Linked DNA regions of Homo sapiens: region 2 is linked to region 1. A link is an interaction called in ENCODE POLR2A ChIA-PET data of the cell type or tissue named here. Cell type or tissue: PC-9. All regions are shown on one strand.

What was found. Peaks named below come from ENCODE experiments on the same cell type or tissue, not always from the same donor. Only the 100,000 strongest peaks of a DNase experiment are listed, where the experiment ranks them.
Region 2: POLR2A ChIA-PET joins it to region 1 with 5 read pairs; 1 of 35 experiments calls an interaction of 5 or more read pairs at or near these places.

Annotation. Positions count from the first base shown.
Region 1 is chr7:4,735,300-4,743,299 of GRCh38, reverse strand. FOXK1 (forkhead box K1) reads right to left here. Exons shown (of 9, transcript NM_001037165.2): 2 at 2,277-2,462. Among named protein-coding and RNA genes, the nearest start is that of AP5Z1, 36 kb to the left of the region's middle. RefSeq lists enhancers at 2,407-2,961, 2,962-3,515, 3,755-4,954, 5,735-6,289. In PC-9, no CTCF peak of the experiment used is centred here; no DNase peak of the experiment used is centred here; H3K27ac peaks cover 2,398 bases.
Region 2 is chr7:5,056,180-5,064,179 of GRCh38, reverse strand. It overlaps RBAK-RBAKDN (RBAK-RBAKDN readthrough), which reads right to left. Exons shown (of 6, transcript NM_001204513.3): 3 at 6,759-6,885; 4 at 6,401-6,496. RBAK (RB associated KRAB zinc finger) reads right to left here. Exons shown (of 5, transcript NM_021163.4): 3 at 6,759-6,885; 4 at 6,401-6,496; 5 at 1-485. Among named protein-coding and RNA genes, the nearest start is that of RBAKDN, 12 kb to the left of the region's middle. In PC-9, no CTCF peak of the experiment used is centred here; no DNase peak of the experiment used is centred here; H3K4me3 peaks cover 1,164 bases.

The DNA of each region.
Region 1 (8,000 bases):
ATTACCAGTGTGAGCCACCGCGCCCGGCCAGTTCACTCTTTAAAGTGACTTTTAGGATATTCACAAAATTGAATAACCATCACCACTATCTACTTCTGGAACATTCTCAAAGCTGTATGGACTACATAAAATACTGCATGTGCACTGCTCAGCACAGGGCCAGGCGGGCACACACCAGGCTCTCAGTCACTTAGGATTCACCATCATCATCATCCCAGAGGGTCATGACGTCACAGCACTGACTCAGACGGGAACCGGGCCCGGGAAGGTGGGGGGCTGAAGTGACCGCACAGAGTCACACAGGTGACCATGCCCGGCCTGAGCCCGGGGCCTCTCCTTTCCGCAGCAGCACTGTCCCTGAACTTCTCTCTCCACGAGAGACACTCCCACCCACTGGCTCTGGAAAAAAGGAGACCTACTCCAAGCAACTCAAATGGAGATGATTCCCACCTTGTAACTTGTAGGTCACTGGTAACTTGTCGGCAAAGCAGGGTAGAGGAGCTGTGCCCCTGATGGCTGTGTTCCAAGAGAAGCCAGTGTGTAGTTCTAACTGTGGACCCTGAAAAGGTGCAGGCCATGTACGGGCTGGGTGTGTTGGCTCACACCTGTAACCTCAGCACTTTGGGAGGTGGAGGAGGGAGGATCTCTTGAGCCCAGGGGTTTCAGACCAGCCTGGGCAACATAGCAAGACCCTGTCTCTACAAAAGATAAGAAAATTAAGTGGGTGTGGTGGTGCATGCCTGTGGTCCCAGCAACTTGGGAGGCTGAGGTGGGGAGACCGCTTGAGCCCAGGAGTTGGAGGCTGCAGCGAGCTATGATTGCGCCACTGCACTCTAGCCTGGACGACAGAGTGAGACGCTGTCTCTGAAATACAAACAAAAGCCCTTTCTTCTCCTACAGCTGCAAGAGGAAAAAAAGAAAAAAGCAAGCCAAGGTGCGGCCGGGGTTCAGCAGAGTGCGCAGATCAGCAGGGAGGGACTGACGTGACCAGCCTGGGATTGCCACAGCGCTCGCTCCAACAGATCAGCATGCCCAGAGCGTGCTTCACAGATGTCCCCGAGGGCCCTGAGCCCCTTTCAGGGTATATGTGAGGTCAACACCATGTTCACAACAGCCCTAAGATGTGATCTGCTTTTTCCACTGGGGTGACCTTTGCTGGTGACGCGCGAGCGACGCAGAAACTGCTGGTGCTGCGGAGGAGCCACAGCTCCGGCACCAAACCACGCGCAGCCACGCATCTGCAGAGCCACAGACGTGCGGTTGGGAGAGAAAAGCCAGCCACGTTTAGAAATGTCCGCAATGAAGAGGTAAATCATTAAAGAATGTATGAACCCTCCAGCCTCAAGTACACGTCTGTTTTTGCATCCCTGTATGACAGGACCAGGGCCAGGGCTGTGTGCCATGCATCCAGGCTGTCGCCTGAGGTTCGTGTGTGACTCAGTCTAGGGCTCACCGGCACTCCCTACACAGAGCTCTGTTTATACTTTTCACCTGCAACCCCTACTCAGGGGCTCATCATTGTATAACATGCCAGAGATGAGGAAGTTTGAGGACTTTCTTCAAAATCTAGATTAATTTCTAAAAGGTCATAGAGAATTTTCACAAATGAAGCTTAAAGAAACAAAGTTCACCAAATCCTGGTGGACAAATATTACTTTAAAACATTTTCAGCCGTGCGCGGTGGCTCACGCCTGTAATCCCAGCACTTTGGGAGGCCAAGGCGGGTGGATCATTTGAGGTTGGGAGTTCGAGACCAGCATGGCCAACATCGTGAAACCCCGTCTCTACTAAAAATACAAAAAATTTAGCCAGGCGTGGTAGCAGGCGCCTGTCATCCCAGCTACTCGGGAGGCTGAGGCAAGAGAATCCCTTGAACCCGGGAGGTGGAGGTTGCAGTGAGCCGAGATCGCGCCACTGCTCTCTAGCCTGGGTGACAGAGCGAAACTCCATCTCAAAACAAACAAACAAAAAAAAAACATTTTCAACGCCCTTTAAAAAAAAACAAAAAACAACAAAAAAACCTGTGCTTGCTTTAACAAGCTCTAATATGTAAAATTTCCAGTGGGAAAAGTGATGATCAGGCAGTGATTTTTCCCTTTGTAAGAGAATTCACGGAAATTTCAGCCAGGTCCCGGATGGACGTACAACACTTTCTGTATTTCCATGCACGTGCAACTTTCCAGAGAGATTTGGAACCCGGTGCTGCGTACGACAGGCACGCTCGCATCATCCCCCTCTCTCCTGGGGGCCCAAGGGCAGGCTGGGGGGCTACTCACCTGATGGTGCCCGTCGGGGAGGGGACGGGGCTGACCATGCTCCGGAGGTCCGGCTCCGGGATGTGGATCTTCAGAGGGGAGATCTGGGGGTACAGTGGCCGCAGCGGGGAGGCTGGGGCCTCTTCTTTGTGATAGAGCGACGTGAACTGGATCTTGATGGCCGTGCTGGGAAACCGGAAGGTACACCTGCAACAGGAGGAGGAGCGGGTGTGAGGTGCAGGAGGAGACTCAAGAAGACGCCAACACCCAGGGAAGGTGCGTGTCTGTGTGTCTAAGTAACTGGACCGTAACTCTCAAACCTGGGCCCCAGAGAGCAGTTTCGATGCTTTTATCAGGACACTTAGGAACTGAGACTTTGGCTTATTTGGAAGTCACTTGTCTTTCTATTTCTTTATTTTATTTTATTTTATTTTTTGAGAGGGAGTCTCGCTGTCACCCAGGCTGGAGTGCAATGGCAGGATCTCAGCTCACCGCAACCTCAGCCTCCTGGGTTCAAGCAATTCTCCTGTCTCAGCCTCCTGAGTAGCTGGGATTACGAGCGCCCACCACCACGCCCGGCTAATTTTTTGCATTTTTTATTTATTTTTTTTTTTTGAGAGGGAGTCTCACTCTGTCGCCCAGGCTGGAGTGCAGGGACACGATCTCAGCTCACTGCAAGCTCCGCCTCCTGGGTTCACACCATTCTCCTGCCTCAGCCTCCCGAGTAGCTGGGACTACAGGCGCCCGCCACCACGCCCGGCTAATTTTTTATATTTTTAGTAGAGACGGGGTTTCACTGTGTTAGCCAGGATGGTCTCGATCTCCTGACCTCGTAATCCGCCTGCCTTGACCTCCCAAAGTGCTGGGATTACAGGCGTGAGCCACCGCGCCTGGCCAATTTTTTGCATTTTTAGTAGAGACGGGGTTTCACCACGTTGGCCAGGCTGGTCTCGAACTCCTGACCTCAGGTGATCCACCTGCCTCAGCCTCCCAAACTGCTGGGATTACAGGCGAGAGCCATTGTGCCCAGCCGTCAGTTGTCTTTCTACTGTGTGTGAGAACAGAAGAGATATAAATATCCCCAGACAAGTGCCGCTGATGCCATCTCCCACGCAGGCTCCAGACAGACACGGCTACTTCCTGTCTGCCAGGGCAACTGCTGTGGCACCCAGGTGGGATCTGCCACCTCTCAAATGACACACTGGAAGACTGAAATAGCACGGCAACCACCTATGCAGACATTTTCAAGATGATTCCCTGCCACTGCCTAGAAGATCTGACAACGGAAGGAGCAATTCCACCCCTGCTCCGGCAGGCGGGAGTCGCAGAGAGCGTGCATTATCCACCCAGAGCTTAATGGACCGGCTTCACGATCAGTTCTGGGCTTAAAACCGTGAGCCTCGGTTTTTCTACTGGAGACGACCAAGTGCAAACAAAGCCAGCCGCAAGCGTCAGGGTCAACACCAGTGTGCTGTGAACAGTATCCAGGGTTCATCTGGCTTGAAGAAACTGCCACCTTTTACAAAGCTGAGCATTACTTATCCAGGTCACCTTTCAATTTCTAAACTGATGAGGCAGCAACTATCAAGTTGCTAACTGTGGGACTCAGTTAAAAACAAAACAAAACAAAAACAAAAACAAAAACAATGTAAAGCAGCAGCCTGCCCACACAGAGATAAGGAACGCTGGCCGCCTGCGCAGCTGTTTGGAAAAGGCTCTTGTTTAAAATTGTAGGAGGGGGTTAAGAAAGAATGTACATAAGCCACCGGTGATAATGCGCTTTTCAGAGTTCCCGAAGGCATTCAGGACGGGCAAAGTACTCAACACTTGAGAGACGCTAAGGTCTCTTGTAGTGGAACCTGCATGAAGCACCAGGCTGCTGGGTCTATGCCTGACTGTGTTTTTAAATCTGCAGCAATGTTTAAATAGTCAATCTACGTAAAATCCTGCATGGACGTGCGCAGACACCCCTCTTTCATATGAAAGTCCCTTTGCTCTTCGTCAAAGCGTTTTTGAAAGACGGGACTGAGGAGCAGGTCAGAGGGTGACGAAGGGTGCCTGGCTGTCGGCAGGGGGTCCTCTTGCGTCTTCTTCCCAGGGACCCGCTTCAAAGGAAGTGACTCAGCATTACAAATGTGCGGCTCCTCCCATAGGTCTGCTAGCCAGGCTGCCCACATGGAAGAGAGAAAATCAGGCACTTAAGCTGGCTCAACTGGGCCAGTCCTGATTCTCCCCGAGATACTGGTCAGAGGAGGCTGGGCCGCATCGTTCAGTGCCAGGCGCTGTCAGGCCTGTGGGCACCAGGTTTCTACTTCCAAACACAAAAGGGACTCTGAGACTGTTTCCAAGATGAGAAGCTGTCTGGGAGGCACGGCCCAGCGAGTGAATCTTGGGGGATAAGGGTGGGTGGTCGGTCACCCCTGAGGTTTAGAAGGGCATCCCAAGGCTATTTGAAAATACTCCACAATTCTGTCCTCTTAAGTCACATTGAGAGGAACGTCTGATGTCCTTTACACTTTCTTCAGTCCAGCCCAGTGGAGATTTCCTGCATCAGTATTTTGACTAGAAAGCTCCATCACCCATTTTCTTTTTTCTTTTTTTTTTTTTTGAGACGGAGTCTTGCTCTGTCATCCGGGCTGGAATACAATGGCGCAATCTTGGCTCACTGCAACCTCCACCTCCTGGGTTCAAGCGATTCTGCTGCCTCAGCCTCCCAAGTAGCTGGGATTACAGGCACGCACCACCACGCCTGGCTAATTTTTGTATTTTTAGTAGAGATGGGGTTTCACCATGTTGGCCAGGCTGGTCTCAAACTCCTGACCTCAGGTGACCCAACCACCTCGGCTTCCCAAAGTGCTGGGATTATAGGCATGAGCCACCGTGACTGGCCACATCACCCTTTTTTTTTTTTTTTCTCTTTTTGAGGCAGAGTTTGGCTCTTATTGCCCAGGGTGGAGTGCAATGGCGCAATCTTGGCTCACCGCAACCTCAGCCTCCTGGATTCAAGTGATTCTCCTGCCTCAGCCTCCCGAGTAGCTGGGACTACAGGCATGCGCCACCACGCCCAGCTAATTTTGTATTTTTAGTAGAGACAGGGTTTTTCCATGTTGGTCAGGCTGGTCTGGAACTCCCGACCTCAGGTGATCCTCCTGCCCTGGCCTCCTAAAATGCTGGGATTACAGGCGTGAGCCACCACACCCGGCCTTGCATCACCCATTTTCTAAGATGCTCTATGATACCCAAGGGCTCTTCAGTCCTGGGGGCTGTTAGCTTTTGTGGGTCCCAGAGCCGACATCCACCCAAGCTGGTGTCTGAGGATGGGACTGGTGTCCCTGACCTAGGGAAGCAAGGAAAGAGGTTTGGGGCCAGCATCTGGCTGAGGGTCCAGGCAGGGGACCTAAGGTGAACTCCAGCTGTGAACGACGGTGCTGAATGAACACAGTGTCCATGTCTGTATCAACACATGCATGCACACACACACACACACACACAGGCACGCACACACGTGCATGAATGCACACATGCATGCACGGACACGCCCACACACCCACGCACACGCCCACACCCACGCACACACACACATGCACACGTGCACGCACACACACGCATGCACACACACCTACCCGTTCCACCAGTGCTGGACACGATGGCAGTCATGATGACAAATGTTTAAAGATAGCTTCTATGGCCCTTGCCATTTGTCTCTTTTCTCCAGTTCCCTCAACCACTGCAAATCAACGAAACAGACCATGTTCTCCTATTTGTCAGAAGGGCACAGTTGAGACCTCTGACTTTCTGTGTCGTGAAAGTCCCTATGTTAATATGGGATCGGATCACGCTGCAGCCATCAAGGCCAAGTAGAAAGAAGATGTGGCTTCTGGCCCATGACTGAGGTCACAAGAAGAAGGGGATCCTGGAGATCGGGGTTTGGATATTAAGACATGAAGAGGTGTTTTTTCGTAAGACATTTGCACACGCACATGCACACACACGCACAGAAGAGGAGCATGGTCCCCCTCTGGACTGGCACCTGAAAGCCAGGTACTAGCCAGAGCCCATCTGACCTTGGGCTAAATCACTCCCCAACTCCAGTGGGGTGGAAAGGCCTTCCCAGGCTTGACTTCTCCCTTTCAAAGAGCAAATTGTGGCAGGAATGAGAGCCGTAAGGTGTGCGGATTTGAGACAAAGGTGAACGCCACCAAAAGAGAAAATTGGTTTAGAACCACTCACCCTAACCTCTCTGCGCTTCTGTGATCTTTGCTAATAAAACAGAATGGTTGGAATAGAAGACACCATCTCAAAGGTGCTTTCCAGTTCAAAACCTGATTATGGGCTGGGCACGGAGGCTCAGGCTTGTAATCCGAGCACTCTGAGTGGCCAACGTGGGCGGATCACCTGAGGTCAGGAGTTCGAGACCAGCCTGGCCAAAAGGCAAAACCCCCCTCTCTACTAAAAATACAAAAAATGAACCAGGCATGGTGGCACACACATGTAATCCCAGCTACTCGGGAGGCTGAGGCAGGAGAATTGCTTGAACCCAGGAGGCGGCCATGTCAGTGAGCTGAGAACGCACCACTGCACTCCAGCCTGGGCAACAGAGCAAAACTCTGTCTTAAAAAAAAAAAAAAAACAAAACTGATTCTAGATGATATGTACATATGTATTGAGTTTTCACTAAAACAAAACGATGTTTTATAGGACAGGCAGGGATCTAGGGATCTAATGCCATCTATAGATGACAATTTCCTACTGTAATAGTAGCTTTCCAATTAAAGTTTAACAATAAATATTTTCACAGTATCTGCCGTAACAGTGATTGTCCTGAGGCAGGTGGCCTCATTACTAGGAGGAGGAGAAAATGCTATGAAGCATGCTACTTGATTTTATTTATTTTTTGAAACAGAGTCTCGCTCTGTCACTCAGGCTGGAGTGCAGTGGTGCGATCTCGGCTCACTGCAACCTCCGCCTCCCAGGTTCAAGGGATTCTCCTGCCTCAGCCTCCTGAGTAGCTGGGATTACAGGCACGCGCCACAGAGCCCAGCTAAGTTTTGTATTTTTAGTAGAGACGGGGTCATGTTGGCCAGGCTGGTCTTGAACTCCTGACCTCAAGTGATCCACCCGCATCAGCCTCTCAAAGTGCTGGGATTACAGGTGTGAGCCGCTGCACCTGGCTTGATTTTTAAATAGATGTTTCCCCAGCATGCTCAGGGAGTTTGCCAGTTACATCTCTCCCTGTAATATCTTGATGGAGGTGCAGGGCTCTAGCTGGAGTCTGAACGAGCACGTTTTGCATCGTGAAGGTGCTGCACGGTGGTTTAAACCCAGCCACACACACTGCCGGTCTTGACCGGCGGAGATTCCGCTAAGGTTAAGTGTGTCCACAGAGTAGAAATCTCCGTCCACCAGCCCGGCGGAAAGGTTCCTGTACGAGCAAGTGCCCATCTGTGGAGGACATCTCTCCAGAACATTCTTGCCCGACTTAGAAAGGAGCTTAGTGGTTGCCTAGGGCTGGAGTGACGGGTGGGACAGGCAGGGGGGACGGAGAATGACTAAGAGCTAGGGGGTTCTTTCTAGAGTCAGGAAAATGTTCCGAAGTTGACTTGGTGGCCGCGCAACTCTGCGAATGCGCTGAAAACCACGGACTGGAACAATGGAAAGGGTTAGTTGTAAGGTATGTGCAGTCGATCTCAGGCAAGCTGTTTTTGGGGAGAATTCTTGCCCAAAAGCTCCCACACTGAGGGTCTA
Region 2 (8,000 bases), 320 kb before region 1:
GTCTGGTCCAGAATCATTCCACTCATAGGGCTTCTCCCCTATGTAAGCTCTCTTATGAGCAATAAAAACAGCCTCATTGTCTAAGGCTTCCATGCATTCATTATATTCAAAGGGTTTCTCCAAAATACTAATTTTCTGAAGAATATTTTCTTCATTGTGAGAATAGGTATCCCCATTTTGATTAAATTCACACATTTTCTCTCCATGATATGTTTTCCCACATTCATTACACTCATCAGGTTTTGTCCTAGCATAGCTTCCATCACTACTAATTAATTGCGAAATAGATTCTAAATTCTTTCCACATGAGACACAATTATGAGCTATTATGCTTGAAGGAACAAGGCTTGTTTCCATGTAAATTTGACTAAATGTATTCTCTTTCTCTTCAGTCAGGGTTTTGCTATTGATACAAGCAGCTTGCCTTGAATGTTTGTCTTCGTTTTCTTGGATTCTCTCTATCAGGTCATCAACTCTCCAGGCTTCTAAAAAGGAAAAATAGTAAACAAACTTTGTAAATCTGAACACACTAGCTATGGAAAGGTACTGGTATTCAAGAGCCCCCATTGTGGGGTTGACTCTGGCTTTAGAGCCAATCTCCATAAATAAAAATAATTACAAATGCATAGTTCTCTTTTTCCTTTGGTTTGGAATACAAAACAGAAACACACACACACACACACACACACACACACACACACAGTGAAAGAATTAAGGTGAGACAGTGGTAGAAAATAGAAGAGTAAATTCATATTGAATACAGGTAACTTTGTTGCTTTACAAATATTATGTTTCAAACTTTGGTAGAAAAGGTGAAATAAAACCAAATGATGAGCAGAGAAGTGGTTGAAAGTACGTCAGATCCAGGCAAAGATGGGAGGACTTAGATCAAATGTGTTGTGGGAAGTCAGGGACCCCAAACGGAGGGACTGGCTGAAGCCATGGCAGAAGAACATGGATTGTTAAGATTTCATGGACATTTATTAGTTCCCCAAATTAATACTTTCATAATTTCTTATGCCTGTCTTTACTGCAATCTCTGAACATAAATTGTGAAGATTTCACGGACACTTATCACTTCCCCAATCAATACCCTTGTGATTTCCTATGCCTGTCTTTACTTTAATCTCTTAATCAGCTGAGGAGGATGTATGTCGCCTCAGGACCCTGTGATAATTGCGTTAACTGCACAAATTGTAGAGCACGTGTGTTTGAACAATATGAAATCTGGGCACCTTGAAAAAAGAACAGGAAAACAGCAATGTTTAGGGAACAAGAGAGATAACCTTAAACTCTGACTGCCGGTGAGCCGGGTGGAACAGAGCCATATTTCTCTTCTTTCAAAAGCAAATGGGAGATATATTGCTGAATTCTTTTTCTCAGCAAAGAACATCCCTGGGAAAGAGAATATGCGCCTAGGGGTGGGCCTATAGATGGCCCCCTTAGGTGTGGCCGTCGTCTATGGTCGAGACTGTAAGGATGAAATAAATCCCAGTCTCCCATAGTGCTCCCAGGCTTATTAGGAAGAGGAAATTACTGCCTAATAAATTTTGGTCAGACCGGTTGCTCTCGAAACCCTGTCTCCTGATAAGATGTTATCAATGACAATGGTGCCTGAAACTTCATTAGCAATTTTAATTTTGCCCCGGTCCTGTGGTCCTGTGATCTTGCCCTGCCTCCATTTGCCTTGTGATATTCTATTACCTTGTGAAGTATGTGATCTCTGTGACCCACACCTGTTTGTACACTCCCTCCCCTTTTGAAAGTCCCTAATAAAAACTTGCTGGTTTTGCAGCTTGTGGAGCATCACAGAACCTACCGACATGTGATGTCTCCCCCGGACGCCCAGCTTTAAAATTTCTCTCTTCTGTACTCTGTTCCTTTATTTCTCAAACCAGCCGATGCTTAGGGAAAATAGAAAAGAACCTACGTGACTATCGGGGCAGGTTCCCCGATACAAATGGGATCAGGAGGAACAAAAACAGGTGCTAGGTGTCCGTGCAAAGGAAAGACTCCATTATGGATTACATGTGGGAGACATCTATTACAATTTATATTAAACTGCAAGATATCACTTCATATCAAGACTACGATGGTGGCATCCCTTCCAAAATCCATGCCTTACTAGTCTGCATATAAATGCAAATAAGCATTCTGAATGCTTTGATTTCCTCACGTTTACAGAGAGGATTCACATTCATCTGGAGGAGAGATCCAGGCATGTGAATGTCCAAAAGAAACATAAGATAGACCAGAAGACAAGGTATCTGTTTTTTTTTTTGTAGATGGAGTCTCGCTCTATCACCCAGGCTGGAATACAATGGCACCATTTTGGCTCACTGCAACCTCCACTTCTCAGGCTCAAGCGAATCTCCTGCCTCAGCCTCCCAAGTAGCTGGGATTACAGGCACACGCCACCGCACCCAGCTAATTTTTGTATTTTTAGTAGAGATAGGGCTTCACCATGTTGCCCAGACTGGTCTTGAACTCTTGACCTCAGGTGATCCACCCACCTCAGCCTCCCAAAGTGCTGGGATTACAAACACGAGCCACCGTGGCCGGCCAGGGAATATCTTAAAAACAAGATCATGCCGGGCATGGTGGCTCATGCCTGTAATCCTAGCACTTTGGGAGGCCAAGGTGGATGGATCGCCTGAGCTCAGGAGTTTAAGACCAGCCTGGGCAACATGCAAAACCCTGTCTCTACTATAAAAAAAAAAAAAAAAGAAAAAGAAAAACAAAACAAAAAACCCAAGATCAGATCTTTGAAGTGTTTTGAAAGTCATATTTAATACTAGCTAACCTTCCTAGCCATTAAATTCTGCTTTCCCTGCTTGCACAATATAGCACAGTGGTTAAGAGCATGACCACCAGAGCAGGTCACCTCAGTTCAAACCCCCAACAATTTACTAACTAGGGCATTTGGTCAAGCTGTGTAACTGTGATGCAGTTTCACTCATCTGAAATGTGAATATGAGTGCCTAAATCATAGGGTTGTCAAAGGACTGAATTAGTACATGTAAACTGCTTAGAACAGTTTATAACATAAAACAAATGCTCATTAAGTTGAGCCATTAATTTTCTTTCAATTTGCTGACTTAAATTTCCTAAAACCAGTCATGTCTCTGTATAATTCTTTTACTTAATTCTGAATACAAACAAGAGTTCCCAAACTCCTGGGTTTCATTTGGTGTAAAATCTTATATCTCAGATTCCTAAAGCTGCCCCTATGATGTACTTTTATTTTTATGTATCTTACAAATTTTTGGATGCACAAACTATTTTTAGCTGCTATCACCCACATTCAATGCAACCCTGATGGTACTCTGCTCAGAAATCTACAACATCTCTGAGCTCCAGCACCCCAAACACCAACAGAAGAAACAGAAAGGTTATTAACGGGATTTTTCACTACTTGGACTCACAATATATATCCAAGCTAGCATTCCACTAATCTGTCAACATCTTCTGCTCCTGGAAGCCTAGGCTATGCCTTGCTTATTCTCAGCCACAAGTCTGTACTCGTGATCTTCCTCATTCAATTTGACTCCTGGTGTTGGCTATACTCAAAATCTATCTATACTTTGGGGGAAACTTGAAGACATTTATCAAATCTCTTCCCAGTTCATTGAATCTCTTTCCCTTACATTTTAAAATAGCTTCTTAAAGTTGCACAATGTGCATTGGAGTATAAATTATCCATGTGAAAGCTGAATTTTAAAGTAATTCATGCAGCTTTTATCTTATTTCCTAACCAAAACCTATGCCCTTGGAAAATATTCATATTTTCTTTGAATCTCTCTGAATAGAAATTAAAGTAGTTCCTAATCTGATGGGTGCTTACAGGTTCTAATCTAACCCCTATCTGTTTTATCAGAATCTGTGGTTCAGAATAAATGATCTCTTGATGGATTAATGATAAAGATCTTTCTTTTACCTAGCTCCTTGGTAAGTCAATAAAAACCTACTGAATGCCTACTGTATGTTGCATTATAAAAGCAAGAAGAGTAAAAAGGTCTTTCCTCTTTGGAGGACTATAATTCGGTAGAAGAAGCTCAAGCAACAAATATATGCACCTACCTCTCAGAGCATATAATCATTTAGAGTATATATTCCTATCAAAGCATAGAATCACAGAGCATATACTCCTATCAGAGCTTATACTCAGAGCATATAATCCTAACAGAGCATATACTCATAGAGCATACACTCCTATCACAGCATATAATCCTATCAGAACATATAATCTTTGAATATATAATCCCATCAGAGTTTATACTCATAGAGCATACACTCCTATCAGAGCATATAATCTTAGAATATATAATCCTATCAGAGCATATAATCACAGAGCACACAATCTTAGAGCTTATATTCATAGAGCATACACTCCTATCAGAGAATATGATCTTAGAGCATATAATCCTATCGGACTGTAAAATCATATCTAACTTTTTGAGGTAACAATCGCTGACTGGAATAGATATTAAGAGAAGGAAAGACTGGAGTGGTCAATGAACCATGAAGGAAACTTCAAGGAGCTAACCTTTTCAGTTCAAATGTAAAGCATAAAGTTCTAAAGTTTATTGCTCAACAATGCAAATACAGTTAACATTACTGTATACTTAAAAATGGTTATGATGGTAAATTGTATGTTATGTGTGGTTTTTTTTTTAATAAAAATATAAAAATTAGCCAGGCATGGTGGCGTGCGCCTGTAATCCCAGCTACTTTGGGAGGCTGAGGCAGGGGAATCGCTTGAACCTGGGAGGGGGAGGCTGCAGTGAGCCGAGATCATGCCATTGCACTCCAGCCTGGGCGACAAGAGTGAGACTCTGTCTCAAAATGGAAGGAAGGAATGAAGGAAGGGAGAGAGGGAGGAGAGGAAGAAAGGGAGGGAAAATATGTATTATGTGGGCAAGTAAAATGCAGATGAAGGAAAAGGACAATGATCATTTGAATGGAAGATGGATCCACTGAAATCCAGGTATGGGAGAATACTGAACACGAATGTCGAAAGAAACAGAATGTGCTGACGCTCTGCCAGGCATTTCACAGAAGACAAAGAACACAAACCATGGAGACAAGACTAGCACAATCAAATACTGGGAGGTGAGGAAGGTAGACAGAATTCATGATTTTGGAATGTGCACAGTTTATCATCAGACATTCTGAGAAAGAAGGAAGTGAACTATCTCCCTGGTAACTGCTATGTTGTCAAGTAAAATATTCAACTAGACTCCAGGTTAAAAGTGTCAGACGTATCAATTTGGAGGCAAGCTGCAAAAATACACAGGAAAAAAGGTCTTAGAAGGTGAGATTAGATAAACTCTTTTAAGGGATACAAAGAAAACCAAAAAAGTGGAAAACAGGTCCTAGGGGGACAGTCCTGAAAAGGCAAGAAAAGGAACCGACATTCACTTATGAAATTCACACTTCCTGAATGTCTACTATGGACAGAGCATGATTCCAGTTATGGGGAAGGGGAAATGAACACACAGACGGGTCATGAGCAGTGGGGAAAGAGACGAAGGCTGAGGGAGTGCTATAGCGTCACATCAACTGAGCATGGACTTTGGGAAATAACAGACACCACAAGCTGTGACTCAGTTCACAAGCATAGGTGGAGGATGAGGTTTTGGTATCTGAATGCCTAAAGAAGTAAATAAAATCGAGGGCAGAAAATAAGTCCAAGGTATTTTTAAAGCAAGGAAGGAAAGAAAATGGAAGATAAAAGGAATGAACATAAAAGTCTCAAGTTGATTTTTATGTCAGACTTCTGAATGCCCCAAAACAAAACAATTCTGTAAGGCCGGGAGCCTCAGGACTGTAATCTCAGCACTTTGGGAGGCTGAGGTGGGCAGATCACTTGAGGCCAGGAGTTCAAGACCAGTGTGGTCAACATGGTGAAACCCTGTGTCTACTAAAAATATAAAAATTAGCCAGGCGTGGTGGCATGTGCCTGTAATCCCAGCTACTTGGGAGGCTGAGGAAGGAGAATCGCTTGAACCTGTGAGGTGGTGGTTGCAGTGAGCTGAGATCATACCACTGCACACCAGCTTGGGTGACAGAACAAGATTCTGTCTCCAAAACAAACAAACAAACAAACAAACAAACCCAAAACAATTCTGTAATGGCAAGGGAGTAAATAAGTTACCAATAATGCTGGAGAAAGAGGAAGTGAATGGGTCTCCAGTACCGGTTAGAATGAAAAAATCCCTACCAATGTAAATCAAATGTAAAATCAACAAAAGAGTTCATGTATGTGTGCGGGAAGGAAAGTGATATTTGGGGGTTGGGAGGTGTTACTGAGGGTACTGAATACATATAAACAACTCTTTAGTCTCTCCCAAAGGTCTGGGATGAGCATTTTTTAACCTTTGATACGCTACTAACTTACCTGGACTATGTTGACATGGAAATTCACCTCCCATTATCCACGGCTCCTCTCCCTGCTCCAACTTAATGATGACGTTTGGCTTGGTGGTATCATATCCTGTTAATGGGAAAAGAAGGAGGACTTGGGGAAGCTGCTTGGCTTCAGAATCTCTGAAGTACAAGATGTTGCCACCTCATAAGCTGCATAACAGAAGTGCTCCATTTTTTACCTTATCAAAGTTAGAACCTTTCAATGAATAATAATATAAACACTCCAGCTAGTGCCCACAAGGAATTAAATGGTGTCATCACTTATTTCTTCAAACTCAAGGATAAAACCCCATTCAACTGAGAGCATTCAGAAAGCAAGCTATTCTCACCCACAGAAACTAGATGGCTATAGTTCTCCAACATCACATCCCTGTAAGTTATCTTCTCATCAGGGTCCAGCTGCTGCCACTCCTCCTGGGTGAAATCCACAGCCACATCTTTGAATGACACTGGCCCCTGTAATGGCAACATGATCAGAATTGGGAGATACGGAAAAGGGATAGGGGGATAACGTTTTACAAAGCCCACCGGTAAAGTTAACCATAAACATTGTATACCTTATTTTATGTTACAGATTATGGAAGGGAAATCATATTGGAAACACATATCCTTTGGGGTTATAATACATAATATATAAAATATATAATATATATAAATATATATAATATATATAAAAAATATATATATATTGCCCCACAAAAATAAAAACCCAAAACACAACTGAGCTCCTATTTTGCAAGTGAACTAGCTGAGCTTTGGGGACATGAGATGAGTGAAACACCATGCCTGCTCCCAAAGTGAACAACCTAAAAAGGAGATAAACATGTAAACAAACACAAGCATTTTACTCCTTGTCACTTCTTTTAGTCTTCCTTGCTGCCAGGCCCTCCCCTTGCCCTGGACCTCTTCATGTTGGAGTGCCCACCACTCAGCTCCTGGTCCTCTTCCTCCTAACTCACTGCTCTGGGGCTCTCACCTAGTTTCAGCTCCTTGTTCTTTTGGCTCTTTTATTCTCATAGCCAGTGGCCTCTGGCTATCTGCATGGCTGAGTTTTATCTCAAACATCTCAATCTTGGAGCAATAAATATTCGTTAAATGAATGAATGCCCAAAGCTGTTATTAGAGTAATGCAGACAAGGTGCAGAATGATTTAACAAAAGAGGATCAAATTATTTTAATTTTATGCCATCAGATTAGGCTTCACAGACTCAGTTAACTTGAAGTCTTTAAAGATGAATTGTGCATTCTATGGGATGAAGGGGAAGAAGAATATGATGAGGTGTACAAAGTACCAATGGCAAACGGGAAGCAGCTTCAATTTTTAAGTGGTTGGGGCTGGGCATGGTGGCTCATGCCTATAATCCTAGCACTTTGGGAGGCCAAGATGGGAAGATCGTTTGAGCTCAGGAGTTCGAGACCAGCTTGGGCAACATAGTAAGACCTCATCTCTGCTAAAAATAAATTAAAAAAAAAAAATTGGCTGGGCATCATGGCACACGCCTGTAGTTCTAGCTACTTGGGAGGCTAAGGCAGGAGGATCACTTGAGCCTGGGAGGTCAAGGCTGCAGTGA